2 separate regions of the Homo sapiens genome follow, and region 2 is linked to region 1. The links are chromatin loops, found by intact Hi-C in ENCODE. Cell type or tissue: testis. All regions are shown on one strand. Each heading gives the region's core, and the rest is flanking DNA. Links, peaks and the distances in the headings are about the cores only. Region 1 holds the start of MIR6504 (microRNA 6504). Region 2 has its middle 59 kb from the start of PLCG2.

The links. A loop is a pair of places that touch in the nucleus more often than their neighbours do. Peaks named below come from ENCODE experiments on the same cell type or tissue, not always from the same donor. Only the 100,000 strongest peaks of a DNase experiment are listed, where the experiment ranks them.
Region 2: a loop joins it to region 1, with 2.1 times the contacts of the local background. A loop is called at or near these places in 78 of 110 quality-filtered maps.

The regions. Positions count from the first base shown.
Region 1 is chr16:81,606,015-81,615,359 of GRCh38, reverse strand. CMIP (c-Maf inducing protein) reads right to left here. Exons shown (of 21, transcript NM_198390.3): 2 at 7,668-7,793. MIR6504 (microRNA 6504) reads right to left here and starts at 4,012; the gene lies at 3,952-4,012. RefSeq lists an enhancer at 6,569-6,798. In testis, for the core only: no CTCF peak of the experiment used is centred there; a DNase peak (open chromatin) is centred at 5,079.
Region 2 is chr16:81,715,412-81,724,756 of GRCh38, reverse strand. No RefSeq gene overlaps it. Among named protein-coding and RNA genes, the nearest start is that of PLCG2, 59 kb to the left of the region's middle. RefSeq lists silencers at 1-159, 7,394-7,617 and enhancers at 5,479-5,773, 5,853-5,902, 6,770-6,969, 6,990-7,069. In testis, for the core only: a CTCF peak has its summit at 1,467 (motif pointing right); DNase peaks (open chromatin) are centred at 1,486 and 5,626; H3K27ac peaks cover 642 bases.

The sequences.
Region 1 (9,345 bases), core at 497-8,496:
ACACATACCACACACACAAAGACACATACACCACACACACCATACACACACACCAGTTACACATGCACACACACCACACAGCCACATACCACGTAGACACATACACCACACACACAGACACACATACACCATACACACATACACACCATAGTTACACATGCACACACACCACACATACACGTACCACATACACCACACACACATGCACACACATCACACAGACATACATACACACACACCACAGACACATACCATACACACCTCATACACACAAAGACATACCACACAGACACACACCTCACACAGACACACAGATACACATGCACGTACACCATATACACACAGAGACATCACATATAGACACATACACCACACACACACGTCACATATCACACAACACACCACACACATGCACACACCACACACAGAGATACACACTATGCACACCACATATAGACACAGGACACACACACATGCACATACCACACACACATGCACACACAGAGATACATGTGCATACACACCGTATACACATATACATACCACATATAAACACACATATCAGGCACACACATGCACACATACCACACACACCACAGACATAGACACATACACACTCACAGAGACACACATGTGTACGCACACACATGCAGACATACCATACACACACACACACACATAAACCATACAGACATACATACACACACACCACAGTCCCACACGCAGGACTGTGCAGGTAGTTTTGGAATCTACCATGGACCACGGCTTAAGGACCCAGGTCTAACCCAACCTTTCCTCCACTGCCACATTTCCACTGGGGAAACCAATGCATATACCACACACACACCCAGACTTGCTGGGGTCATCATTTGTGTCATTTCCAGGTCTCTTCCCTCCGGGCTCCTGGCAAGCACACAGGCCAATGCAACGAGCTGATGTCATGCTGAAGTGACCCGTGGCCCGCGCGTGGGAGCCCCTGAGAACCCGTGCACCGCTTGGCACACTCCCTTCCCCCACTGGCCCATGGTGGACACACAGCACAAGTTAGAAACAATGCCGTGCCGCTTCCAGCCACCTAGAATGCGTGGTCGCTGGTGACTGTGGCAGCACCTGGCCTGCCCTGCTCTCAGACTGGCTTCCATGCAGCGTGTACTCCCCCACCAGGAACATTCTGCTGTCACCCCCTTCTCTCCGCTGCCCGCTGGACTCCTACTTACACTTCAGGTCCCTCCTGAAATGCCACTTCTCCAGAATGACTGTCTTGATGGTGCCTTCCCCTCCCCATCCCCAACCAAACCAGGCCAGAATGCCTCGCCTAACGCATCACACTGTCCTGGAATCGCCTGTCTAGTTGTCCTTCTTCTGCAGGCTATGGGCTCTGGGAGGTCAGGAACCACGTCTGACTTAGGCACCACTGTGTCCATGAAACCCGGAGAAATGTTTGTTAAGTGAAAGATTGGTTGAAGTGTTGAATGAATGAATGAATTGGATAGATGGAGACATGGATGGATGGAAAAACAGATAAGACAGATGGACAGTCTGATGGATAAATGGATGGGTGGGCGGATAGATGGATGGATGAATGGGGCATTCATATACCCATTCTGCTCAGCGAAGAAAGTCCACACACAACAGACCTTCAAAAGAACTCTTCAGCTCTGATTCCCTCTCTTCCCCAAACTGTATTTGACTAAGACTCTAAAAATGATCATGGCAGTGTTTTCTTGAACACCTACTAAGTACCAGGCACAGTGCTAAGTATTTTACATGTAATATCTACGAGCCTCACAATATGCAAGGAGACAAGTATTAGAGTGCGTTTCACAGATAAATTAAATGAGCCCCAGAGAGGTTCTTCCTGCTGTTTAGGGTTCCACAGCTAGAATGTGGTAAAACCTAGGGTTCCATGGCTAGTTAGAGTCTAAGGATCCAGAGCTAGTGCCCAGGGAAGTTGGGCAGGAACTCAGGTCTGTCTGACCCCACAGTCTTCCCTCCCTGCAATCCAGCCCTGGAACATGAAGCAATGCATCTGAGCTCCTCTGGATTCCCAGGACTTGGGTTGGGACATCCGTGAGCATTATTTCTCCATGGTAGCTGCCCTACTGATGAAGCAGGAGGAGGAAGGATGTGGCACGCAGGAGACCTCACCTTGAAACTAAGGGAAGCGCCAGAACTTGCCTCTAGGAGAGCAGGTGGAGGCTGATGGAGCCAAAAAGGTTGGGACAAGGCCGGACTGTAAACTGCTCGTTCCTTTGGCTTGTCTACTTTTGAAGGAGGACATACGCTGCTAGGCAATGTCTTGAGTCCCAGCACAGGCATCTCTAAGGGGCTTCCAAGCAAAGGGAAAGCTGACCAGGCTGCGTTCCAGCTGGGGGAAGGGTCACGCTTCTGTGCAGAGTCCCCATACTGTCCTGCTGGTGGCTGAGCCAAGAGAACTCAGCCCAGTGGGAACATAAGGCATGGCTGGAACCCCGAGGGTCACTCTGAGGAGAATCCATTCAGACCTGGGAAAGGTCCCCCAGCCCAACCCTGAGGGTCACTCAGAGGAGAATCCATTCAGACATGGGAGAGGTCCCCAGCCAGACCCCAAGTCCCCCGGAAGCCTGCGGGCAGCTGGTTCCAGGCTTCCGACTTCTGGTGTTAAATCTTTGGAATGCTGAAAGGGCCTGGTTCCAGGCAAACGCTGCCCAATTTCCTCTCCCAAACTTGCCAAGTTCTTTCTCATTGTTGCATTGTCTTGAGAGGTGAGAAAAACAGCCCAGGGTGCGCTGTGAGCGACCTTTTCCAAGCTCCCCTTCCCCGGCCCAGTTTCTTAGGGAAAAGGAGCTTCCTTTCTTACTGGAAGCTAGAGAGTGAGACCTTTCTGGTGCTTTCCAGACCGGAAAAGTCCTGCTTGCTACCTTCCAGTAAGAAAGGAACCCACCCCGTCCCTGCCCTGCTGCCAATGTTTGGGGTAAACAGTTGCCCCGCCTCCTGCAGGACTTTCCAGAACATTGGTGAGAAGAGCCGAGTCCCGGAACCCATCCCCGAAAGAAGCAGACACTCTTGGGAGGAGGGTCTCCCTGCTCTTATCTTGCCTGAAGCCTTGTTTGTGGAGCAGCGGCTCTGTCTAATTTTTGCTGATGGGCAGCCACTCAATTTTTAGGCAGAATCCCCCAGAAGATGATCTGCGCCGCGCTGCTCTTTAATGCCTGCTACCCCATCCCAGGGGCCAGTGACAGCACCTTCAGGACGTTTTCATGACACTGTCTATGTACTTACATGCTTGGCCTCCCCACAATGAAATGCTAGCAGAAAGGGCATCAATGGAGGAAATGGGATAAACAGGCCCTTTCTGCAACGAGGGATTCTAATAACATGGCAGTGAGGGAGCTCACGCTGAAAACACAAAGCATCCAAAACACACCAACTGGACCCACGCTGGAAGGCTGGGCGCCTCTGTCTGCCAACTCAACCTGCTGGTAGATTGCTCTGTCTCTGAGCTGGGGATGAGGGGCATGGGCCTGAATGTCCTCTCTGCCTTCCTTGAAGGATCAGGTCAGCTCCCCGAGGTCTGCAAGAGGCATTGATTCAAATTCTAACAAAGTAAGAGTTTTACAAAGAGCTCCTTAGAAGACAGAGAGAGCGGAGGAGGAGGAAGAGAAGAGGGGAGAGACACACAGAGAGGACTGGGGGACAGGCTCAGAGGTGGTGAGAGGCCTGGAGGAAGGACCTGCAAGAGAAGCCCAGAGTGAGCCACAGCAAGGACTAAAGAGAGAGAAAGAGGAGAGGCAGGAGGGGACAGAAGGGGAAGGAGGGGAGAGAGATGGAGAAAAGGCATGAGAGAGAGGAAAACAGACACACATGGATGCAAAGAACCTGAAAGAGACAGAGATGGAGAGAGATCAGGCAGGCTGGGGTAGGGAAGGGGCACTAGCCCTCTTTGGGCCCCGCCATTCCCCTTGTCTGTAGAGAGAATGGCTGTGCTGTAATGCAGCAGGGTGCAGACTGCATTACAGCACAGCCAGACTGCAAGATCGAAGAGCCCCCTGTGATCTGACGTGATTCGCCCCAGGAGGGGCTCAGGTGCCTGCAGTATGAGGTCAAAATGAAAAGGCCTCGAGGTCAGCACTGCTCCACAGAACTTCGTGTGTCAATGGAAATGTTCTTTATGTGCGCTGTCCAACACAGCAGCCTTTGGCCATGTGTGGCCCCTGGCCACTGGAGGTGTAGCTAACGGGACTGAGGAACTGTGTTATTAATTTGATGAGTAAATTAAATCCATCTGTGGGCTGCCATGCGTGGCTGCTGGTGGCTGTGCCGGGCGGCACCATTTAAGGCACTTTCACTCATCTGCTGACTAGGAGCACTAAGGTAATGCCGTTCAGATGGGCACCTGGCTGTTTCTTGGTCCCCTCTCCCACCCTGGAGCAGGGAAGATCTGTCCCCAGGGCCAAAGGGGTTGTTCTCTGTGACACCACGGCTCTGGGATCTAATACAGTATGTTGTATGTGAATCAAGACAAAGTACAGCCTCTCAAAGCAGAGGGTCCTGCCACCCGTCACAAAAGGCACGTGAATACAACCAGGACTGAAGAAAGCCCTGAGTACCACACCAGGGGCCAAGTGCACCCCGCCCCAGCCTCCCTAGAACCACACAGACTCGCTAGCCCTGTTTATAGAATGAGCCAGCTACATACCACCCATGCATCACGGTGGGCAGAGTGTGGGGGTGAGGATGAGAGGGAAGCAAGGGAGAAGCCGATCCAGGTCTACCTCCCCTGACGGAAATGGCAGCCAGGGAGAGAACCACAGCCGCCAGGGGCAGGGGCTGCACCCACCTGGGTTCCCCTTGGGGGAAGGGTTGGGAGGCCGTGTCTGCTGCTCCCTCATTAGCTCGGAGTCCGGCTCTGGATCTGAGGAGTTGCAAGCCGCCTCCTCCTCCTCCTTTTCCTCTGCTTCCTCCTCTCCTGCTCCTGCCTCTGACTGCGCTGTCCACGGGATCAGGGGGCAGTGAGCAAGTGGGATGCTGGAGCAGCTAGAGGCTCCCCGCCCGCTCGGCTCCTCAGCACCACGGCGGCAGCTCTGTCCTGAAGCCCTGCCAGACACGGCGGCCAGGCGAGTCATCACAGCTGGGCCCGCGGCCACAGCCGGGTTAAAGGGACATTCCAGGCACTGCTTCTCTGCTTTTCAGCCTCACTGCCCCTCCATCCCTGTGGCGAGTGATGCTCTGGCCTCCTTTGGAGGCCAGGGCTGCCCCTCCAGCCCCAGAAGGAATGAGGCCCCTTTGCTGGTGGAGCAGGAAAGTGGAGGCTCAGGGCCTCCTCTCCTCCAACTGGAATGTTTCAAGGGGCTCCCTCCTGCCTCTCTGTCATGCACAGATCTAGGCCCCTCTGCCCTGCCACCACACTGATTCCTCTAGTGTCCCTCTACCCCTTCAGAGCTTTCAGTGGCTGCCTATTGCCTTTGGAAGAGGGTCTGAGGCTTCTTCACTTGGCTGGCAAGGCCTGGGTGATCTGGCCATCGCCCAACAGATCTAGACATATCCACAGCCCCAAACTCCATCTCTCCATCTCCTCCAGCTGCAGCAAGTACCCAGGTCCCCCATATTCAGGCTTTGCACACACATCCCCTCTGCCCGGGGAGTGTGCCCCCACCCCACCATTCTGGCACACTTCTACTCATCCCTCTACACCCAGTTCAAATGCCCCCTGTCTGGGGAGCCTGCTTTGGCCCCCCAGGCCAAATAAGTTCCTCCTTCTCTGGGCTCCCAGTCCTCCACGGTTGCCTCTAATTTAGCCATTATTTCCGTAATCATTTGTTTATGGCTCTGTCTCCCCAGGGGCTGAGGGGCTCTTCACGCATGGGGCCTCCCCGAGCACAGGGGAGAGGCTGCCTCAAAGCTCTGTGACTACAGCAAAGTCATTGGGGTAGGACAATCTCTGGCTACCCTACCTCTCCGTTGGCCACTGAACCCTGTGATTGCCCGCCCCATCTCCCCCGCCGAGGGGGGCTGGCACTGACCACCCCCTTCATGGACTCTGTGCTGCAGCCATCGGATGGGCAAGAAGGAGCGAGTGAAGAGGCAGAGGAGCTGGCAGAAGTGTCTGGCAGGAGGGTGACACTGACCTCTATCATAAAGATGAGAGGAGAGAAAGAAAGAAGAGGAAGGCTTTGCTGGCTGTGGTGGGGAGGGGGGGAGGGACAGTGTGGGGGTGTGGGGACAGGGTTAAAAGAAAAGCGTAGAGGGCAGAGTGTGAGAGATTCACTAAGAAGAAAGCAGACTGGGGCAGGCGTGGTTTCCAGAGTCCTCTGAGAGATGACAGTAAGAAACAGGACATTTCTAACAATGCTAAGTTGTTACGCTCCGCTACTGAGCTCAGCATTCCTTGGAGCCCAGACTGGGTGACTCTCAGCCCAATGCTGTTACACAATCCAGTGGCTGCTAGATCTAAAATAGGTTTTTAGAAAGCATCTCTTTGGGCTAAGAGAAGGTTTCCCTGGAAAAACAAGTTAGGAATAAAATGATCCCAAAAGAAAAAGCAAGGCAGGTCTTCTTCCCACTGATAAGAGAGTAAATTTTCTCTAGATGAGGGGTTTCAGACTCGGGGTTCCTTCTGAAAATTGGCTGGCTCCCCTGACATGATGTAACATGTCTTATGTATGTGTGACCGTGGTCGTGGTTTTTGTCAGTCACTTCTCCATTCTTGGTGGACGCACCTCACCGCCTCTGTGTGGTCCTGGTGGGGCTACCAATCCGAGACCTGGGCCTTGCCTGAGGTCAAGGGTGGGCGGGTAATCCGGGGGAGTGAATTCCTGGGGGCTGAATGGGAACACGGCAGAGCCAATCAGGATCTTCCATGAGATTTTGTAAAAGGTACTGGAAAGAAAAAGGGCGCTCACTCTTAAGGATTACAGCCTCTAAGGATGTGGCTTTGGGCTGCAGGTGGGTCATCTTTCCTACCACATGGTGAGATTCTGCCAATGAAGCCAGCACACAGAAGCACAGCCAGGAGATGGAGAGAGAGATGCCCAATATTAATGATGTCATCTGACCCCCGGATCCAGCAATGCCTGAAGTCCCCTCTAAGGCTTCCCAGTTACTTTAATAGTTAATTTAATAGTTAACAGCATTAAACTCTCTTTTTGTCTCACTAGTTGGAATAATGTTTGTGCCATTTCCAACCAAACGTCCTGACCAGTACATACAGAATGCACTTTTTTTCCCAAAAAGATAGCTTATACTTCTATCAGCCTCAAAAGACTTAGATCAACAAGATATCAGAAACTCCCTCACTCAAAGTAATGCAAAAAGTCAGTATCTATTGCTCATCTGCTTTTCACGGCCTTCTTGGGCCTAACAACTCACCTGTGTGCCTCAGTTTCCTCATCTGTAAAATGGGGATCATAAAACTTATTTATCAGGTTTATTAAGGGAAACTAAATGAGCAACCTGAAAAGTTCCTAGACTGCAGCAGGTGTGCAGGAGACGCTCAGGCCATGCACAGTCCTTTTCGTTTTCTCCAGTCAGACCTGGTTTACAGCTTTCTTATACTTGGGGAATAAAATCACCCAAAGTTAAACAACCTTTCCTCTTGATAGCTGCTGGCTCCCTCCAAGGGAAACGAGGGGCACAAGTGCATGAAGATGAGGGAGAAGAAACTGCTTGTTCATGTTTATTTCTCCTACCTGCAGTAAGACAGTTCCCCCAGGAATCGTGAGCTGTAAACAGTACTTCGGGGCATTCTCCCAGGACAGCAGCTGAACGTCTTCAATTGCGCTGTAGGAGACTGAGTTTTCCATGTACCCAGTTGGCTGCAGCAAAAAAAGAAAAAGAAGAGATATGCATTGGTTACAGTAGCAGGCATGACGTCCGCATCTCAGACGGTTTTGGAAACATCGCCCCTCTGGCGACAGGCAAATGGAGCTGGTGCAGGAGCTCAGCACCTCTGGTGACCAAAGCAAGCCTCCCTGTTTCTGGCTGGCCATATCCAGCTGCAAGGGGGTTCACTGTAAAACTCCACCCACACGTTTGGAGGTGCAGAGTTAGGAACAGAGTGGGAGCAGCTGGAGGGCAAGAACTGAGGGACTGCTGCTCTTGGTATCCGCGGGGCCAGCGCAGGGAGTGGCTGGAAGCCCGCCATCCCTCACCAGCAATAAGCCACCACCTTCTCCTGCCCAGAAAGCACCGATTTCTCTTCTCCCTCTCCCCACGGATATGCATCCTCCACTCGGCCTCCAGAGCCACGTTCCAAGATGGAAAACTCCATAGCCCCACCCTCCTCCTCAACATTCTTCAATGGCTCCCAATGGCCCGGCCACAAAATCCACACTCCCATCCACAATCGACAGACCCAGCGGGGTCTGCTCTCCCTATGCGCCCAGTCCCGCCTCTCGGCGGCATCTCTCCCTTTCCACACTCCTCACACTGCCCTGATAACAGTGCCTCAAACTCAGCCGGCTCCTTGTCCCAGAAAGAGCACAGCCCCACCCCTGGCATCTGCGCTTCTACTCTCCAGGTCTCATCTCAACTGCACTTTTCGGGGAACTCCCACCCTCTAGACTCATGACCCAACCTGCTTGCACCCTTCCCTGTGCCCTCCTTTTCCGGTGCTCACCACACCCTATTTATTTGTGGCTTTATTCTGTGTCATTATCTGTTGGATGTCTGCCTCCTGGCCAGGCTGCTAGCTCCATGAAGTCAGGGCCTAGGTCTGTCTTGGTTCCCACTCTTTCCCCAGTGCCTGGCTCATGGCAAGTGCTCAATAGCATGTGTTGAAAAGAATGAGAAACGCTATTAGTATTGGTCATTGTTGGGAGTAGGGGCGGGGCAAGATAAATCCACAGCCACCCACCACTCTCTGAGTGAGTCTTGCTGTCCCGAGAAGGCACCAGGTGACCGAGGGATACAATGGCCACCAGGAGCCAAAGCGGGTGTCCTTGTCACTTTGGCTCCAGGAAGCCAGACTTCAGGAGAATCAGGTGAGTGCAGCACAGCTGAGAAGAATAACAGCGAACACCTCCCTGGCTCTCCCATGCACCCTGGGCACATGGCAATCATTTAATCCTCACACAGGTCTTGTGGAACAGGTATCAAGGTCATCCCATCATATAGACAAGGAAGCTGAGGCTCAGGAGGTCACGTGATTTGCCCAAGGTCATCTAGCTAGGAGTGGCATGGCCAAGACTGAACTCGGCCATCTGACTCCGGAATCAGAAGCCTGACCTCTATCCTGTGTTCCAAGAAAGAGGCAAAGGCAATTCAAAGTCTAAGGCCCAACAGGTTAATTCTACCATAAAGATGGAGGACTTCTGTTAGGTTTGTTAATTTCAGTATCTGTCTGCCAAACGAGAGTTATGGTGATGG
Region 2 (9,345 bases), core at 697-8,696, 110 kb before region 1:
TTCTGACTCAGGAGGTCTGGGGTGAGCCCTGAAGCTCTGCATTTATCATGAGCTCTCCACAGGCCACACATTGAGCAGCAAGGCTTCTAGACCAGCGGTTTCAGCCCTGGCTGCACATGAGAATCAGTTAAGAAGCTTTTCCAAGTCACACATCCAGGCCCCATCCCAGAGTCAGCATGTTTTAAAGCTCTTCAGGTGATTCCAATGTGTAGCCAAGGCTTCTAGGGCAGCGCTTCTCAAATTCTGTGTGCACGCGAATCACCAGGAGACCTTGTTAACAATGCAGATTTGGCAAGGTGTGGTGGCTCATGTCTGTATTCCAAGCACTTTGGGAGGCCGAAGTGGGCAGATCACCTGAGGCCAGGAGTTCGAGACCAGCCTGGTCAACATGGCGAAACCCTGTCTCTACTAAAAATACAAAAAATTAGCCAGGTGTGGTGGCGGGCACCTGTAATCCCAGCTACTCAAGAGGCTGAGGCAGGAGCATTGCTTGAACCCGAGAGGCAGAGGCATAGACTGCAGTGAGCCGAGATCATGCCATTGCACTCCAGCCTGTGCAACAAGAGTGAAACTCCATCTCAAAGAAAAAAACAAAAAACAAAAAAAACCAATGCAGATTCAGGCCTGGTGTGGTGGCTCACACCTGTAACCCCAGTACTTTAGGAGTCTGAGGTGGGAGGATCGATGGGGCCCATGAGCCCAGGAGTTCAAGGCTGCAATGAGGTATGATCACTGCTTTGCACTCCAGCCTGGATGATAGAGTCAGATCGTATCTCTAAAATAAACTCGGCTGGGCACAGTGGCTCACGCCTGTAATCCCAGCACTTTGGGAAGCCAAGGCAGGCAGATCGCTTGAGACCAGGAGTTCAAGACCAGCCTGGCCAAAACGGTGAAACCTTGTCTCTACTAAAAATACAAAAAATAGCTGAATGTGGTGGTAGGTGCCTGTAGTCCCAGCTACTTGGGAGGCTGAGGCAGGAGAATCACTTGAACCTGGGAGGTGGAGGCTGCAGTGAGCCAACATTGTACTACTACACTCCAGCCTGGGTGACAGAATGAGACTCCATCTTAAAAAAAAAATAAAATAATTAAAATGCAGATTCTGATTCGTCATGTCCAGGTGGATCCTGAGACTGCATTTCTAGCAGACTCTCCCACCATACGAAGGCTGTGCATCCGTGGATCACATTTTGAGTAGCAAAGCTCTAGACTCAGTCAATTTTCTATTTCTAGTTAGTATCAGCATTGGAGTGGGGACAGAAAGGAAAGGCAACACTAGATTTTTCACGGCCTCGTCTACATGTGGATAGAGTACACTGAAAAAATAAAGTCAAATATCCTACCATGTATACACGTGCAGGTTGTGCACTGCACAAGTGTGCCACATCTATGGGAGTCTGTTCACACCATAGGTTTGTATATTTATGGTGACAGTTTTCCAGCAGATGGCAGTAGAGTGTTTTAAGAAAGGGACACAATGTTCACCCAGAGGCTTCACTAGGATGGACGAGTGTTGCTTTGATAGAAGTCAGGGTGCCACCACTCCCCATCCTGAGTCCAGACACAACAGAGGGGAGGAGCAGCCATCTTTTCATTGAAAGGAAAAATCTTGCCTGGCACAGTGGCTCACGCCTGTAATCCCAGTACTTTGGGAGGCTGAGGCAGGAGGATTGCTTGAAGCCAGGAGTTTGAGACCAGCCTGGACAATGAAGTGAGGCTCTTGTCTCTTAAAAATAAAAAATAAAAAATTAGCAAGGCATGGGGGTGTGCACCTGGAGTCCCACCTGCTCAGGAGGCTGAGGCAGGAGTATCTCTTGAGATCAGAAGCTGGAGGCTGCAGTGAGCTAAGAGGTACGATCGAACCACTGCACTGCACCCTGAGTAACAGAGCAAGACCCTATCTCAAAACAAAAACAAACAATCTTTATTGATGTTGCTTTTTTTATTGAGGTGAAATACATGAAACATAAACCATTTAACGTTTTTATTTCAGTGATGTTTAGAATATTCGCAATGTGTGCAACCACCACCTCTAGTTACAAAACATCTTCCTCATCCTAAAAGAAAACCCCACAACCACTAAGCAATCACTGCCCATTCTTCCTTCCCTCCCACCCCTGGCAAACACCAATCTGCTTTGTATCCCTATACATTTGCCCGTTTTGGATATTCCAAATGCAGAATCCTACAATATGTGGTCTTTTGTGTTTGGCTCATTTCACCTAGCATGAGGTTTTTGAAGTTCATCTGAATCATAGAATGTATCAGTATTTCATTCCTTTTTATGACCAAATAGTAGTATTCCATTGTCTATGTGTACCACATTTATATATTTATTTATTTGTGATGGACAAAATTTCTCTTTTAATTTTTTTTTTTTTTTTTCACACAGAGTTTTGCTCTTGTTGCCCAGGCTGGAGTGCAATGGGGCAATCTTGGCTCACTGCAACCTTTGCCTCACGGATTCAAGCAATTGTCCTGTCTCAGCCTCCCAAGTAGCTGGGATTACAGGCATGCACCACCATACCTGGCTAATTTTGTATTTTTAGTAGAGACGAGGTTTCTCTGTGTTGGTCAGGCTGGTCTCCAACTCCTGACCTCAGGTGATCCACCTGCCCCGGCCTCCCAAAGTGCTGGGATTACAGGTATTAGCTACCGTGACTGGCCCCTGTTTTATAATTTTATTTATTTTTTCTTATGCTTTTAAAGGCAACATAAATGGACAAAATTTTGAGTGTTTCCACTTGATGCCACTTTTTAAGATTTGATGTGCAACATATATGGTAACTTACACAAATCTGAAGAGTAGAGTTTTGTGAATGTGTAAACGTCTGTGTAGCCACAGATCAAGATGTGGAACCCAGAAGGTTCCCTCCTCCCCTTTGTATTTGTCCATTTTTACACTGCTATAAAGATACTAGCCAAGATTGGCTAATTTATAAACAAAGGAACTTTAATTGACTCACAGTTCTGCATGGCTGGGGAGGCCTCAGGAAACTTACAATCATGGCGGAAGGGGAAGCAAACACGTCCTTCTTCACAAGGTGGCAGGAGAGAGAAGAATAAATGAAAGAGGAACTTCCAAACAGTTACAAAACCATCAGTCTCATGAGAACTCACTCACTATCATAAGAACAGCATGGGCAAAACTGTTCCCATGATCCAATCGCCTCCACAAGGTTTCTCCCTCAACACCTGGGGATTACAATTCAAGATGCGATTTGGGTGGGGACACAAAGCCTAATTGTATCACCCTTCCCAGTCAATAATAATCCCCCTTACAGAGATAACCAGTGTTGTGACTTCTGTCATCATAGGTGATTTGTGCCTATTCACGAATTTCTACAAATTGAATCATACAGCAAATCCTTTGTTTCTGGCTCCTGCCACACAACATAATACTTACCCAATTAATTCATGTCATTGTGCATATCAGTCGTCGGTTCTTTTTCTCCTGTTTTGTAGAATTCCATCTTATGAATATGTCACCGTTTATGTTTTCATTCTCCCGTTAATGGAGACATTGGTATTGCTCCACTGTTTGGCTCTCCCACAGTTTGTTTATTCATTCTCCTGTCAGTGGACATTTGGGTTGCTTCCACTTTTTGGCTATTGTAACTAATGCCACTATAAACATTCTTATTTGCGTCTTCTGGTGGATGGATGAGCTCAGTGCTCTTGAGCTCTTCTCCTGCACATCCAGGAGTGAAGTTGCAGGGTCCTAGGGTAGGCATATGTTTAACTTTAGTAGGTTGGCTCTCCAAAGTGGTTGAACCCATCTATCCTCCCTTAGTGATGCATGAGAGTTTCTTTCAGCAACCACCCCCATCTCTGAAAACAATGCAAACTGGTTCTCAGGCTCCCAATGGCAGACACCTACCAGGTTGGCCAGGAGGCCCCTCTGTCACTGATGGTCCAGGAAGGTATACCTGGTGACTGTGCAGTTTTCCTGGTAGAGTCTTCCTGGCCTGCCTTGGGAAGGGCTGCCCCTTCAACCTATTCCTCTGTCTTCTAACATAGTTAGTCACTGTCTTAGTCTGGACTTCCCTAGAAGCAGACACTGAGATAAAGATTTTCATTTGAGAGTTGGTCCCAGGAAATACCAATGGGACAATGGAAAATGAGGTGGAGAAGGGAAGGAAATCCTAACAAGCCCGTGAGCACTGAGGGCAGCTGGAGATTAATCCCAGGGAGGGACCCTGGGAGCCAGAGGAGAACATGGGCCTCAGAACTCTCCACTTCCCATGAGGAGTGAGGGAGCCGGGGTATTGATACACCACCTCCCATCTGTCATTGGTTGAGGGCTGCTGCCTGGGCAGAGGTGTTAATTCTAGGCCCTTGCAGCCTGTCTTAGGAAATAAGCCAAGGAAACTGAAAGTCACCCTTGACTCCATGTGCACCCTCCCTCCGTACCAACCACCATGTGCTGCTATTTTAAGCCTGAGCTTCCCTTGAATCTGTCTATTTTCTCCACAGGGTCCAAGTCCCAGACCCACACCCATCCATTTACCAACAGTGGAGGGATCTTCCTATAGTGCCTGGCTTATAACCTTGGCTCTGTGCCCTGCTTACTGTGGGACCTTGACCAAGAGATCCAGACTTTCCTGGCTTCCACTTCCCCATCAATAAGGGGTCATATAAGCGCCTGCCTTGTAGGCATGCTAGGAATAGTACATCAGTGTAGTCCTATAAAACCCTTCCTACTGTGCCTGGTGCACAGACAGTGCTATATAAGTGTTTTGTTTTAAAAATCAGTAAAATAATTGCAACCTTTTTTTTTTTTACAATTGCACATACCTCTCAGGACAAATCCCAGACTCCTAAATATGATTCATTAGGTTTTGGCTGGTCTCACCTCCACCTTCCTCTCACAGTGTGCTGCATGATGGCCCCCAGACATACATCCACGCGGAACCCGTGAATGTGACCTTATTTGGAAAAACAGTCTTTGGGGCCTGGTGTGGTGGCTCATGCCTGTAATCTCAAAACTTAAGGAGGCTGAGGTGGGAGGATCACTTGAGCCCAGGAGTTCAAGATGAGACTGGGCAACACAGTGAGACCCCATCTCTACAAAACATTTTTAAAAATTAGCTGGACATGGTAGTGCACGCCTGTAGTCCCAGCTACTCGTGAGATTGAGGCAGGAAGATTACTTGAGCATGGGAGATTGAGGCTGCAGTGAGTCATGACTGTGCCACTATACTGTAGCCTGGGTGGCAGAGCCAGACCCAGAAAGAGAGGAGGGGAAGGGAAGAGAGGGGAAGGGAGGGGAAGGGAGGGGAAGGGAGGGGAAGGGAGGGGAGGGGAGGGGAGGGGAGGAGAGGAGAGGGGAGGAGACGGGACGGGACGGGACGAGACGAGACGAGACGGGACGAGACGAGACGAGACGAGACGAGACGAGACTGGAACTGCAAAGATTGCAGCTGTGATAAAGGATCTCAAGACAAAGTCATCCCGGATCATCCAGGTGAGCCCTGGTTTGCTTCCACTTTTTGGCTATTAAGTCCAGTGGCATGTGTCCTTATAAGAAGGGAGAGAACAGACAGGTGACGAGGCCATGCGAAGATGGAGGTGGAGGCTAGCGCTGTAGCCACAAGCTAAGGAGCACCCAGAGCCACCGGAAGCTGCAGGGGCAGGGCATGTGTCCTCCCCCGTGCTTTCAGAGGAAGCACAGCTCTGTCTACAACTTGATTTTAGGCTTCTCCAAACTGCTAGAGAACAAGTTTCTATTGTTTTAGGCCACCCAGTTTGCGATAAGTTGCTACAACTGATATATTCTGTAACTAAGTACTTAGTAACAAAGTATCCAAAAGAAGATGCCTTAAAATAAGAGATTCACCTTCATCCTCTCACAGTCTGGCAGCTGGAAATCGCAGTCTTGGTGTCTTTCTGAGGGCTGCGAAGGGGAAGCTGCCACGTCCTCCCTCCTGGCTTCTGGTGTTCACTGGCCATCTTTGGCTTGCAGCTGTACCACTCCAGGCTCTGTCTTCATCCTCATGTGGCCTCTTCCTGTCTCTGTCCTTTCACTCTGACTTCCCTCTATGCATATCTCTGTGTCCAAATTTCTCCTTCCAGCTGTGCATGATGGCTCACGCCTGTAATCCCAGCACTTTGGAAGGCCAAGGCAGGTGGATCACCTGAGGCCAGGAGTTCGAGACTGCCTGGCTAACATGGTGAAACCCCGTCTCTACTAAAAATACAAAAAAATAATTAGCCCGCCATGATGGTACACGCATGTAATTGCAGCTACTCGGGAGACTGAAGCAGGAGAATCACTTGAACCTGGGAGGCAGAGGTTGCAGTGAGCTGAGATCATGCCACTGCACTCCAGCCTGGGCGACAGAGCAAGACTCCAAAAAAATAAAAATAAAAATAAAAATAAATAAATAAATAAATTTCTCCTTCTCAAATGGGTATCAGTCATATTAAACTTGTGCTCACCCTAATGATCTCACTTTAATTTGATCACCTCTGTAAAAACCCTATTCCCAAATAAAGTCGCATTCTGAGGAACTGCAGTTTAGGACTTCAATGTCTCTTTTCTGGGGGATACAATTCAACCCTGACAACCGTACACCCCCAAGCCCATCACACTTCCCACTGGCCGTTCCCAGCCTATATCCGGCTCTGGTCTGTTGCCAAGTCTTTGCACACTCCCTTTTCCCCTCTGGTGACTCAGCAAACATTTTCATTCTTCATTCTCAACAATACCACCTCCTCCAGGAAGTCTCCCGTGATGCCCATAGGCCTGGGTTCACTGCCCACCATCTGTGCCTGCCTTAGTGTCCTGTCATGGCATTTGCCATGCAGTATGTGACTGACTCCTTGCCAGCATGCTTGGGTGCTGAGCCCCTGGAGGACAAGGGCCATGTCTCTTGCTGCTGTTTCTTCTTTCTCTAAACCACTTTATTGTGGTCTAATTAACACAGAGGAAGCCATGCATATTTAACGCTTACAACTTGATGATTACGGAGATGAGTATACAGCCGTGAAACCATGCTGAAACAGCCTTTGCAAAATTATAACAGGAAAAATGACGGCAGTGAAAGAAATCAGACCTAACCAAATCAATCTTGCTTCTAACCTTTAAGCTGTCCTTGCTCATTCCTGGGTGTAGGCCGAACTAACTTTAGGAAGGAATTCAGTTCATGGTTTGACTCTGAAACAAAATTGATAAGAGCCCTTTCCCAGAAAGACCCCCTTCTTGCCTGGGGACCAGACTGCCTTTGCAGGACTAACAAATTAGCTACAAGGTTAGAAATTACAGTTTAGGGCCAGGCACAGTGGCTCATGCCTGTAATCCCAGCACTTTGGGAGGTCGAGGCGGGCGGATCACCTGAGGTCAGGAAGGTCAGGAGTTCGAGATCAGCCTGGGCAACACGGTGAAACCCCGCCTTTACTAAAAATACAAAATTAGCCGGGCATGGTGGCACATGCCTTTAATCCCAGCTACTCGGGAGGCTGAGGCAGGAGAATCGCTTGAACCTGGGAGGTGGAGGATGTGGTGAGCCGAGATTGTGCCATTGCACTCCAGCCTGGGAAACAAGAGTAAATCTCCGTCTCACAAAAAAAAAAAAAAAAAAAAAATTTCAGTTTAGGGATCATGCAGCCTCTGGCTCCAAGAGTATGAACCTTCCCCAGATTGCTCCTGGGCATAACATCACTATCGTAAAACCTAAGATCAGTGCTTGAGATATGTTGCAGACCCTGCACTCATGGATCAGCTGACACCACCCAGACAGGTAATCTGGCTCAACCAGTTCTGCCATCCCACCCAGGGACAGAAAACAGCAAGAAAACCTCACTTCAACCCCCTGTGATTCCATCTCCAGCCCCACCAATCAGCCCTCCCCACTTCCCAAGCCCCCACTCGCCAAATTATCTTTAAAAACTCTGATTCCCAAATATTCAGGGAGACTGATTTGAATAAAAATGAAACTCTGGGCTCCCGCACAGCTGGCTCTGTGTAAATTACTCTTTCTCCATTGCATTTCCCCTGTCTTGATCAATTGGCCCTATCTTGATCAATTGGCCCTGTCTAGGCAGTGGGCGTGGTGAACCTGTTGGGTGGTTACATACAAGAAGCCGTACATATTTAACACATACAACTCGGTGAGTGTGGGGATGAGCATACACCCGTGAAACCATACTGAAACTGCCTTTGCAAAATTTTAACAGGAGAAATGATGGCAGTGAAAGAAATCAGACCTAACCGACTCTATCTTGCTTCTAACCTTTAAGTTGTCCTTGTTCATTCCTGAACGTAAGTCAAACTAACTTTGGGAAGGAATTCAGTTCATGGCTTGACTCTGAAACAAAATTGGTAACAGCCCTTTCCTGAAAAGACCTCCTTCTTGCCTGGGGACCAGACTGCCTTTGCAGGACTAACAAATTAGCTACAAGATTAGAAATTTCAGTTTAGGGGTCATGCAGCGTCTGGCTCCAAGAGTCTGAACCTCCCCAAATTGCTCCTGGGGATAACATCATAGTCTATGCCATAAACCTTTCCATCTCCTTCAAAAGTTTCCTCCCGCCCCAGTTATTTGTTATTACGATTGTGTGTGATAATAACATCTCCATGCTTAGCAAATCTTAAGTATATACTGTAATATTGTTAACTATGGTCATTATGCGTATGGTACTTCTCAAGGGTTTTTCCATCTTGCATACCTGAAACTTCGTTCCCTTTGACCAATACCTCCCCACTTCCCCCTCCCTTCAGCCCTTGGCAACCACCATTCCACTTTCTGTTTCTATGAGTTTGATTATTTTAGATTCCTCATAGAAGTGGTATTATGCAGTATCTGTCCTCCTGTGCCTGGTTTATTTCACTTAGCACACATGCCCTCCAGTTCCTCCACGATGCTGCAAAGAGCAGGATTCCCTTCTTTGTAAAGGCGTAAAGGACACCACTTTGGAATGGTGTTCCATTGTGTGTATATATCACATTTTCTTTATCCATTCATCTGCTGAGGGACAATTGGGCCGATTCTGTATCTTGACAGTTGTGGACAGTCCTGCAGTGAACATGACAGTGCAGATCTCTTCTCTAGATCCTGATTTCAATTCCTTTGGATATGTTCCCAGAAGTGCGATTGCTGGATCATATATGGTAGTTCTGTTTTTCATTTTTTGAGGAAGCTCCCTGCTGTTTTCCACAGTGGCTATCCACCAATTTCCATTCTCACCAACAACGTACCAGGGTTCCCCTGTTCTCCACACACTCACCAACCTTTGTTTTCTTTTGTTTTTGATGATGGCCACACCTCACAGGTGTCAGGTGGTATCTCATTGTGGTTTTCATTTGCATTTCCTTGACGATTAGTGACTTTTTTTTTTTTTTTT